2 separate regions of the Homo sapiens genome follow, and region 1 is linked to region 2. A link is an interaction called in ENCODE POLR2A ChIA-PET data of the cell type or tissue named here. Cell type or tissue: B cell. All regions are shown on one strand.

Region 1 (5,000 bases), 540 kb after region 2:
TTCTTCAGGTGGGTGCAGAAGGAAGGGGCTGGTGGCAGGAAGACTAGGGACCTGGGGGTACAGCCCTGACCCTACATCTCCCCTCACACACAGTGAGGACGCCCCAGGGGACCCTGGACGTGCCCGGCTGCTCGAGGCGCTGCTGCAGGAGGCAGGACTGGAGGAGCCCCCAGTGCAGCATAGCTCCCACAGGTGAGGCGTCTTGTTGGCCTGGACCTTTCCCCTCTCTGGCCTCAGTTTTCCCATCTGGTCCCTGGCCAGGGAGCCTCAGGGGGCACCTGGAGCATCCCCTGTGCCCACCTGGGAGCTGGGAGCCTCTGTGGCTCCAGGAACCCCCAGAAGCTGGGTGCCCACAGACCTTCACCTTGACCCTGCAGCGCCCTTGAGTGTGCACAGCCCATTGTCTGCAGGTTCTCGGCACCAGAAGTTCCTGCTGAAGTGGCCAAGGTCTTGGCCAGTGGCAACTGGACCCCAGAGTCTCCATCCCCAGCCTGCCAGTGTAGCCGGCCCGGTGCCCGGCGCCTGCTGCCCGACTGCCCGGCTGCAGCTGGTGGTCCCCCTCCGCCCCAGGCAGTGACCGGCTCTGGGGAAGTGGTTCAGAACCTGACAGGCCGGAACCTGTCTGACTTCCTGGTCAAGACCTACCCGCGCCTGGTGCGCCAGGGGTGAGCCATGCCCTGGGACTCAGTTTCCCTGGCTATAGCATGGGTCCTTGGGTTGCTGGGGCTGGTGTGGTCCTGGAGGAGGAAGTGGAGGGGTTGGATGCCCAGCTTGGGGCTACGGGCTGGGAGTCTCGCGTACCTTCCTTTCCTCTTTTTTTTTTTTTTTTTTTTTGAGATGGAGTCTCCCTCTGTTGCCCAGGCTGGAGTGCAGAGGTGTGATCTCAGCTCATTGCAACCTCCACCTCCCAGTTTCAAGCGATTCTCCTCCCTCAGCCTCCCGAGTAGCTGGGATTACAGGCACGCACCACCACTCCCGACTAATTTTTGTATTTTTAGTAGAGATGGGGTTTCACCGTGTTGCCAGGCTGGTCTCGAACTCCTGACCTCAGGTGATCCACCCGCCTTGGCCTCCCAAAGTGTTGGGATTACAGGCAGGAGCCACCGCGCCCGGCTTTCTTTCCTGTTTTTGTCCACCCTTGACTCTGTGCTCCCCTCTCACCATCTCTCTCTCTGTCCCACATCCCTGTCTGCCTGTGTCTCTGTCCATCTCTCCCACAGCCTGAAGACTAAGAAGTGGGTGAATGAGGTCAGGTGAGGAGGGGTCTAGCTTGGGGTCCCCTGCCCCAGTTCCACTCCCATGCCCTCTGCCTGCCCCCTGGGAGCTCTCCCGGCCCCCCCGGCCCTCAGCTCCCCTTCCCTGCCTGCATGGCCCCACAGATACGGAGGCTTCTCGCTGGGGGGCCGAGACCCAGGCCTGCCCTCGGGCCAAGAGTTGGGCCGCTCAGTGGAGGAGTTGTGGGCGCTGCTGAGTCCCCTGCCTGGCGGGGCCCTCGACCGTGTCCTGAAAAACCTCACAGCCTGGGCTCACAGCCTGGATGCTCAGGACAGTCTCAAGGTGGGAACTGGGGGGGCAGGTGGGCGTCCTGTCACAGCAAGGTCCAACCCCATTGCTCTGACCCTATGACCTTGACCCCCACCCAGATCTGGTTCAACAACAAAGGCTGGCACTCCATGGTGGCCTTTGTCAACCGAGCCAGCAACGCAATCCTCCGTGCTCACCTGCCCCCAGGCCCGGCCCGCCACGCCCACAGCATCACCACACTCAACCACCCCTTGAACCTCACCAAGGAGCAGCTGTCTGAGGGTGCACTGTGAGTCCCTCCACCCTGCATGTCCTACCCTGCACGTCCTACCCTGCCTCCATTTCTCTGTCGTTTGGGGTGGTGGGAGCTGGATTTGAACCCTGACACACTCTTGCTTTATAAATGGGGGATAGAAACTGTTCCTCTGCTCCCTAAGCCAGGGAAATGGGACCTCCTCAGACTCAGCGGGCCCCAGCCTCCCCCACACATCCTCATCCCACCAACCTTTATCCTGCCTGAGACCTGTACAACCTCTGCTGCCAAATCCCAGGCACCCTCATCCCTAAATTGCCCCTGCCATCTCTGCCACTGCTGACTGCCCCATAGACCTTTGTCCCATCAATGGCGTGTTCAGCTCTGCTCTGAGCAACCCATGCACCCTCACCCTACAACAGCTCTCATGTCTTCACCTCCAGGATGGCCTCCTCGGTGGACGTCCTCGTCTCCATCTGTGTGGTCTTTGCCATGTCCTTTGTCCCGGCCAGCTTCACTCTTGTCCTCATTGAGGAGCGAGTCACCCGAGCCAAGCACCTGCAGCTCATGGGGGGCCTGTCCCCCACCCTCTACTGGCTTGGCAACTTTCTCTGGGACATGGTGCGGGGGCTGCTTGGACGGGTGGGGGCCCAGCCACTGCTTGCCACTGCCCTGTCTGGCCCCTTGTAGGCAGGGGCTTGTCCAAGATGGCCTGGGTAAAGTCTTGAGGATTGTGGGAGACTTTGTGCCTTCCTACTCAAAAAGCAAGGAGGTCAGGGTGGGAACAGGGCTGAGGGTGGCAGTGCCCACCTCTTTAGGCTGATAAAGGTAACTGCCATCTCCAATGCAGTGTAACTACTTGGTGCCAGCATGCATCGTGGTGCTCATCTTTCTGGCCTTCCAGCAGAGGGCATATGTGGCCCCTGCCAACCTGCCTGCTCTCCTGCTGTTGCTACTACTGTATGGGTGAGGCCCCCAGTCCCTCAGGGCCTATTCTTACTGACCCCTTACTGCCTTCCACATTAATGCTGCTGAGATAGAACTCTGCAGTGACTCCCAAGGAGAGGATATGGAGGTCTGAGGTGATGCCGTGTGTGATCCAATTCAGTGGTGTGCCAAGGTGGCCTTAAAAGCTCATCTTATCCTGACTCATATTAGTAGAGTTCTAAGGCAGCCCATGCCTGTAATTCCAGTACTTTGGGAGGCCGAGGCAGGAGGACTGCTTGTGGCCAGGAGTTTGAGACCAGCCTGGGAAACATAGAGAGACCCACCTCTAAAAAAGAAAGAAAGAGAGAGAAAGAGAAAGAGAGAAAGAAAAAAAAAAAAACAGAAATGTGCTTTGGGTGAAAATGTCAAGGTCTAAGGCAGAGAAGATGGGAATGGAGATTTTTATTCCTCTCAGGGCTTCTCAGTCTGAGTGGTTACTCCAGTGACTCCTATTGTCCCTTCAGCTGGTCGATCACACCGCTCATGTACCCAGCCTCCTTCTTCTTCTCCGTGCCCAGCACAGCCTATGTGGTGCTCACCTGCATAAACCTCTTTATTGGCATCAATGGAAGCATGGCCACCTTTGTGCTTGAGCTCTTCTCTGATCAGGTGGGGCACCACGAGGCTGGGGCTTGGGCTGGGTTGGGTCGTTGGACTCAGCCCCTGACCAACATCCGTCTCCCACCCTTGAGCAGAAGCTGCAGGAGGTGAGCCGGATCTTGAAACAGGTCTTCCTTATCTTCCCCCACTTCTGCTTGGGCCGGGGGCTCATTGACATGGTGCGGAACCAGGCCATGGCTGATGCCTTTGAGCGCTTGGGTGAGAACTTCCTGTCAGGTGGGGCCATGGCTACAGATAGCTAGCACCCTTGGAGACCTAGAGTTAATTATACAGAGTGGAGAAAAACAGCCCCCCAGGGAGACAGCCAGGGTTCTTAGGTGGCCCTAAGGTTGGGCCAAGTTGGAGGTACAAGAAAGCAGCCATAAAAAGCTAATTCTTAGATTACATCACAAGAGGCCTCTTCTGTTTTCTATGCCAATTAGACTCCAGCTGAGTGGCCTATCCAATTTGTGTTCCTTTCCCTTAAGAATCCAGAGTGACATGGATGGAGAAAGGGCCAGAAACCAAGACTCTCATGGACCCAGTCCCTCCTTTCTATATCCACAGGAGACAGGCAGTTCCAGTCACCCCTGCGCTGGGAGGTGGTCGGCAAGAACCTCTTGGCCATGGTGATACAGGGGCCCCTCTTCCTTCTCTTCACACTACTGCTGCAGCACCGAAGCCAACTCCTGCCACAGTTAGTGAGGTCTATGGAGAGGGTGGCAGGGGCCAAGGACCTACTTTAAGCCCACAGATATTCTGTCCCCAGGCCCAGGGTGAGGTCTCTGCCACTCCTGGGAGAGGAGGACGAGGATGTAGCCCGTGAACGGGAGCGGGTGGTCCAAGGAGCCACCCAGGGGGATGTGTTGGTGCTGAGGAACTTGACCAAGGTAGGTGTGGTCAGGTCGACTGCTGGGTGGGGGGTGCTCCCACTGGCCCACTCACCTTTCTGAAAGACCTGCACTCTCCCAGGTATACCGTGGGCAGAGGATGCCAGCTGTTGACCGCTTGTGCCTGGGGATTCCCCCTGGTGAGGTGAGTCCAGGGGTGGAGGCCAGGTGCAGGGACAGTGAGTGGCTGCCCTACTGCATGCCCTGCCCATCATCCTTTACTGAACACCTACTGTGTATCCACCACCTTTTATTGGGCACCTACTGTATGCCAATATTTGTGCTCCTATTTTTATTTTATTATATTATTATTTATTTATTTATTTATTTATTTATTTATTTGAGATGGAGTCTCACTCTGTCTCCCAGGCTGGAGTGCAGTGGTGGGATCTCAGCTCACTGCAAGCTCCACCTCCCGGGTTCATGCCATTCTCCTGCCTCAGCCTCCCGAGTAGCTGGGACTGCAGGCGCCCACCACCACGCCCGGCTAATTTTTTTGTATTTTTAGCAGAGACGGGGTTTCACCGTGTTAGCCAGGATGGTCTCCATCTCCTGACCTCGTGATCCACCCGCCTCAGCCTCCCAGAGTGCTGGGATTACAAGCGTGAGCCACCACACCTGCCCTATTTTATCTTTTTTTAGAGACGGAGTCTCACTCTGTCGCCCAGGCTGGAGTGCAGTGGTGAGATCTCGGCTCACTACAAGCTCCACCTCCCGGGTTCACACCATTTTCCTGCCTCAGCCTC
Region 2 (5,000 bases):
GATAAGGTCCACTGACTACAGAGAGAAGACAGGCTGTTAACATTCTCTTTTAACTTGAGTGTAAGGGTGGGGGTCACACTTTGCAGCAACTTTAAGAGGATTTTAAAATTTCTATGACTACTACTATTAGGTTAGAGCTGATTTCACTAATTCCTTCTTCACTGGGGCCAGATGCCCCAGACAGATGCCTGCCGTTGATTCAAGACATTTACTGAGCACCTACTGTGGGCAGGGCAGTGTTCTGGGCACCAGGGCTATAACCAAGACGAACTTCCGGCCCTGGAGGGCAGGTGCTCACACTGGTGGGAGACATGAAGCTCACAGGGATGTGGGACAGCGAGTGAGACAGGATGACCACTAGGAAGAAAACAGGAGGAAAGGAGTTAGGGGTCAGGGGAGGCGACATTTGAGGAGAGACCTGGAGGAGACCAGGGAGGAGGTGAGGGAGATCTGGGGGAAGGCAGTGTCACGGCCCTTGCAGAGGCCCTGAGGCCGGTCCAGTTGGAGCTGGGAAGCCAGGGCTGGATGGGAGCTGCGGGGAGGAGAGGCCTGAGCTGGGTGGAGGCTGGGAGGGGGGAGGCCAGGCTGGGTGGGGGCTGGGAGGGGGGAGGCCAGGCTGGGTGGGGGCTGGCCAGGCTGGGTGGGGGCTGGGAGGATGGAGGCCAGGATGGGTGGGGGCTGGAAGGGGGGAGGCCCAGGCTGGGGGGTGCTGGGAGGACGGAGGCCAGGCTGGGTGGGGGCTGGGAGGGGGGAGGCCAGGATGGGTGGGGGCTGGGAGGAGGGAGGCCAGGCTGGGTGGGGGCTAGAAGGGGGGAGACCCAGGCTGGGGGGTGCTGGGAGGACGGAGGCCAGGCTGGGTGGGGGCTGGGAGGGGGGAGGCCAGGCTGGGGGGTGCTGGGAGGAGGAGGCCGAGGCTGGGTAGGGGCTGGGACGGGGGAGGCCAGGCTGGGTGGAGGCGGGGATGAGGGAGACCCAGGTTGGGAGGAGGAGGCCGAGGCTGGGGGTGCTGGTGGGGAGGGGAGGCCCGGGCTGGGCGGTGCTGGGAGGAGGGAGGCCAGGCTGGGTGGGGGCTGGGAGGAGGAGGCCCAGGCTGGGTAGAGGCTGGGAGGAGGGAGATCCAGGTTGGGAGGAGGCCCAGGCTGGGTAGAGGCTGGGAGGAGGGAGATCCAGGTTGGGAGGAGGCCGAGGCTGGGGGTGCTGGTGGGGAGGGGAGGCCCAGGCTGAGGGGGTGCTGGGAGGAGGAAGGCCTGGCTGGGTGGGTGCTGGGAGGAGGGAGCCCCGGGCTGGGGGGTGCTGGGAGGAAGGAGGCCAGGCTGGGTGGGAGCTGGGAGGAGGGAGGCCCAGGCTGGGAGTGCTGGTGGGGTGGGGAGGGGAGGCCCAGGTTGAGTAGGGGCTGGGAAGAGGGAGGCCCCGGCTGGGTAGGGGCTGGGAGGAGGGAGGCCAGGCTGGGTGGGAGCTGGGAGGAGGGGAGGTCCAGGCTGGGTAGGGGCTGGGAGGAGGGAGGCCCAGGCTGGGAGTGCTGGTGGGGTGGGGAGGGGAGGCCCAGGTTGAGTAGGGGCTGGGAAGAGGGAGGCCCGGGCTGGGTAGGGGCTGGGAGGAGGGAGGCCTGGGCTTGGGATACTGGGGGGAGGAGAGGCCAGGGCTGGGAGGGGGCTGAGAGGAGGAGGCCTGGGCTGGAGATGCTGGGGGAGGAGAGGCCCAGGCTGGGGATGCTTGGGGGAGGGAGGCCTGGGCTGGGAGGGGACTGGGAGGAGGGAGGCCTGGGCTGGGGATGCTGGGGGGAGGAGAGGCCCGGGCTGGGGATGCTTGGGGGAGGAGAGGCCCGGGCTGGGGATGCTGCGGGGAGGAGAGGCCCTAGCTGGGAGAAGGGAGGCGGGGGCTCAAGAGAGGAGCTTCAGGGATAGAGGGTGAGGAGGAGGGGAGGCCGGGGATGGGGGGTAGGAGGAGAGGGGAGGCCAGGGCTGGCTGGGGGGTCGGGGAGGCTAGGGCATAGGCCTGGCGAGGAGGGGAGGCTGGGGCTGGGTGGGCGCGCGGTCTCTGCCGGCCCCCAACGTCCCCGTCTCCGCAGGGCCGCCTTCAACAACAACGTGAGCGTGGCCTACGAGTGCCTGAGCGCCGGCGGGCGCAGGAAGAGGCCGGGGCTGGACGGGCGCACCTACAGCGAGCTGCTCAGGCGCATCTGCCGGGACGGCCAAGCCCCCGAGGAGGTGGTGGCGCCGCTGCTGCGCAAGGTGCAGTGCCGTGACCACGAGGCGGTGCCGCTGAGCGTCTTCCGCGCGGGCACACTCACCTGCTTCGTGCTGCTGGAGTTCGTGGCGCGCGCCGGCGCGCTCTTCCAGCTGCTGGAGGACTCGGCCGCCGCCGTGGCCGACCGCCGCGTGGGCCAGGCCGTGCTGGACACCCTGGAGGGCGCGCTGCAGGCCAGCGACGCCGCCGCGCCCGCGCGCTTCCTGGAGGCCGGCTCGCGCTTGGGGCCCGACAGCCTGGCGCTGGCGCTGGACCGCGCCGTCGGGGGGCGGCGGCCCAGCGCGCCCATGACCCGCGAGGAGTTTCTGGAGAGGGCCGCCGCGCTCTTCATCGCGAAGGTCAAGCCGGTGGGCTGAGGCCCGTGGGCCGCGCGGATCCGGGATCTGCGCTGGGGGGTCCCCGCGTGCGGGGCGCGCGGAGCCTTCCCTTCGCCCTGGTGAGGCCCTGCCATAACCAGGCGCCCAGCCCTGCGGAGGAGGCCGGGGCTCCCAGGAAGCGGACGCCCGGTCCCCACACAGCGCCGCGGCCGCCCCTCCACCCCCGCGGGAGCCCCTGCCCCACGCTAATAAAATGTGTTGCGAGGCTGACGCTGGTGTGTATGCGAGCGCCCGCCTCCCAGCCCCGGTGCCCGCAGAAGACGCTTTTCCCCAGCAGGTCACCCACGGCCCCGGAACCGCGGCGACTGGAGGCTGGATTCGAGGCCGGAAACGCCGGGACCCCTGGACCCGGCCTGGTGGGAGCAGCGGAGGGGGACGCCCCACGGGGCCCTGCGGAGCCTGAAGCCGGAGAGCAGGCGGCTCTTCTGGAACGCAGGGCCCGGGCCCTCCAGCCCCGCCCGGCCCAGGTATCCTCCCTGAGCCTCAGTCTCCCCAGATGTCAAATGAAGAGGCCAGCTGGGCAGATGGTAGTGACATTGGTGAGACAACAGCCCTAACACTTCCCAGGAACTGAAGTGCCTCATGTGATTGATTCCCAGGCCCAGGCAGCGGAGGTTACACCCTCAGCAAGGGCTCAGCTGGGATCTGCGCCCGGCCTGCTCCAGAACGCAGCCCACTCGCCACCGGTGGGGAGGGTCGTCCGGTATCCCCCAGTGCCCACCACCACCAACCAGAATCACTTCTCAGACTGCAAGAGCGAATCCAGCCGGGCGTGGTGGCTCACACCTGTAACCCCAGCACTTTGGGAGGCTAAGGCGGCGGATCACTTGAGGTCAGGAGTTCAAGATCAGCCTGACCAACATGGTGAAACCCTGTCTCTACTAAAAATACGAAAAAAAAAAAAAGCTGGGCTGTGGTGGCAGGCGCCTGTAATCCCAGCTACTCAGGAGGCTGAGGCAGGAGAATAACTTGAACCCAGGAGGCAGAAGTGGCAGTGAGCCGAGATTGAGCCACTGCACTCCAATCTGTGCGACAGAGTGAGACCCTGTCTCAAAAACAAAACAACAACAACAAAAAAAAAACAGGCCAGACGCAGTGGCCCACGCCTGTCATCCCAGCACTTTGGGAGGCAGAGGCAGGTGGATAACGAGGTCAGGAGATGGAGACCATCCTGGCTAACATGGTGAAACCTTGTCTCTACTAAAAATACAAAAAATGAGCCGGGCGTGGTGGCGGGCACCTGTAGTCCCAGCTACTCTGGAGGCTGAGGCAGGAGAATGGCGTGCACCGAGGAGGCGGAGCTTGCAGTGAGCCGAGATCGCGCCACTGCACTCCAGCCTGGGTGACAGAGCGAGACTCCGTCTCAAAAAAATAAAAAAATAAAAAGTGAATCCAGAACTCCAGCTCCAGTTGCTGGCAGGTGACTTCACTCCCTTGGCCTCAGTGTCTCCTGTTAAATGGGAGTCCCCACAGCCTGTTCTGGTGGAGGGGGTCCAATCGGACATAGAGAACACTCAAGCCTTGTTTCTCCCCTGCTGTCACCGCCACATCACAGTCATCCACACAGAAAAGACTTCTGTGACCACATGTGGGAGCGTTTTTTCCCACACACCAACCAGCAGACGCCAGCCGGGTGTCCTCTTAATTCAGCTCTGACGCCTTCTACCCAGAGATAGTGTCAGATCCCACAGGCCGAGGGCTCAGTCCCCGAGCCTCTCCCTCTTCAGACACCAGTTGCGAATCTGGGCTTCCAGGACTTCGGTCTGGCCGGGTTCAAGTTGGGGTTCCCAGCACCCCTTTGGGTTCAATTAATTTGCTGGAGCAGCTCACTGAACTCGGAAACACTTGTGTTTCCTGGTTTACTATAAAGGATGTGGCAAAGATAGCAGAAGAAGGGACCACAGGTGAGGTACGTGTAGGGTGGGGATTGGAGTGCCATGAGGATGCACAGGGCACCATCTCAGAGCTTCCAGGCATCTCCACATGTTCAGCTCTTGGAAGCTCCCCAGAACCCAGTTCTCTAGGGTTTCGTGGTTTTTTGTTTGTTTGTTCATTTTTGAGACGGAGTCTTGCTCTGCCACCCAGGCTGGAGTGCAGTGGCGCAATCTCGGCTCACTGCAACCTCCCCCTCCTGAGTTCAAGCGATTCTTCTGGCTCAGCCTCCTGAGTACCTGGGATTACAGGCGCCCACCACCACACCTGGCTAACTTTTGTATTTTTAGTAGAGACGGGGTTTCACCACGTTGGCCAGGCTGGTCTCAAGCTCCTGACCTCAGGTGATCCACCCACCTCAGCCTCCCAAAGTGCTGGGATTACAGGCGTGAGCCACCACACGCGGCCTAGGGATTTTATGGAAGCTTCATGATGTCAGCATTA

Evidence for each region. Peaks named below come from ENCODE experiments on the same cell type or tissue, not always from the same donor. Only the 100,000 strongest peaks of a DNase experiment are listed, where the experiment ranks them.
Region 1: POLR2A ChIA-PET joins it to region 2 with 6 read pairs; 1 of 35 experiments calls an interaction of 5 or more read pairs at or near these places.

What each region holds. Positions count from the first base shown.
Region 1 is chr19:1,054,687-1,059,686 of GRCh38, forward strand. ABCA7 (ATP binding cassette subfamily A member 7) reads left to right here. Exons shown (of 47, transcript NM_019112.4): 28 at 1-8; 29 at 94-192; 30 at 411-665; 31 at 1,221-1,253; 32 at 1,380-1,557; 33 at 1,644-1,813; 34 at 2,221-2,398; 35 at 2,628-2,743; 36 at 3,229-3,373; 37 at 3,460-3,583; 38 at 3,932-4,061; 39 at 4,134-4,254; 40 at 4,337-4,399. Among named protein-coding and RNA genes, the nearest start is that of ARHGAP45, 10 kb to the right of the region's middle. RefSeq lists an enhancer at 1,498-1,997. In B cell, no CTCF peak of the experiment used is centred here; DNase peaks (open chromatin) are centred at 2,825 and 3,480; H3K27ac peaks cover 392 bases.
Region 2 is chr19:516,821-521,820 of GRCh38, forward strand. TPGS1 (tubulin polyglutamylase complex subunit 1) reads left to right here. Exons shown (of 2, transcript NM_033513.3): 2 at 2,069-2,834. The coding sequence ends at 2,603. Among named protein-coding and RNA genes, the nearest start is that of MADCAM1-AS1, 11 kb to the left of the region's middle. RefSeq lists an enhancer at 1,638-2,544. In B cell, no CTCF peak of the experiment used is centred here; a DNase peak (open chromatin) is centred at 2,234.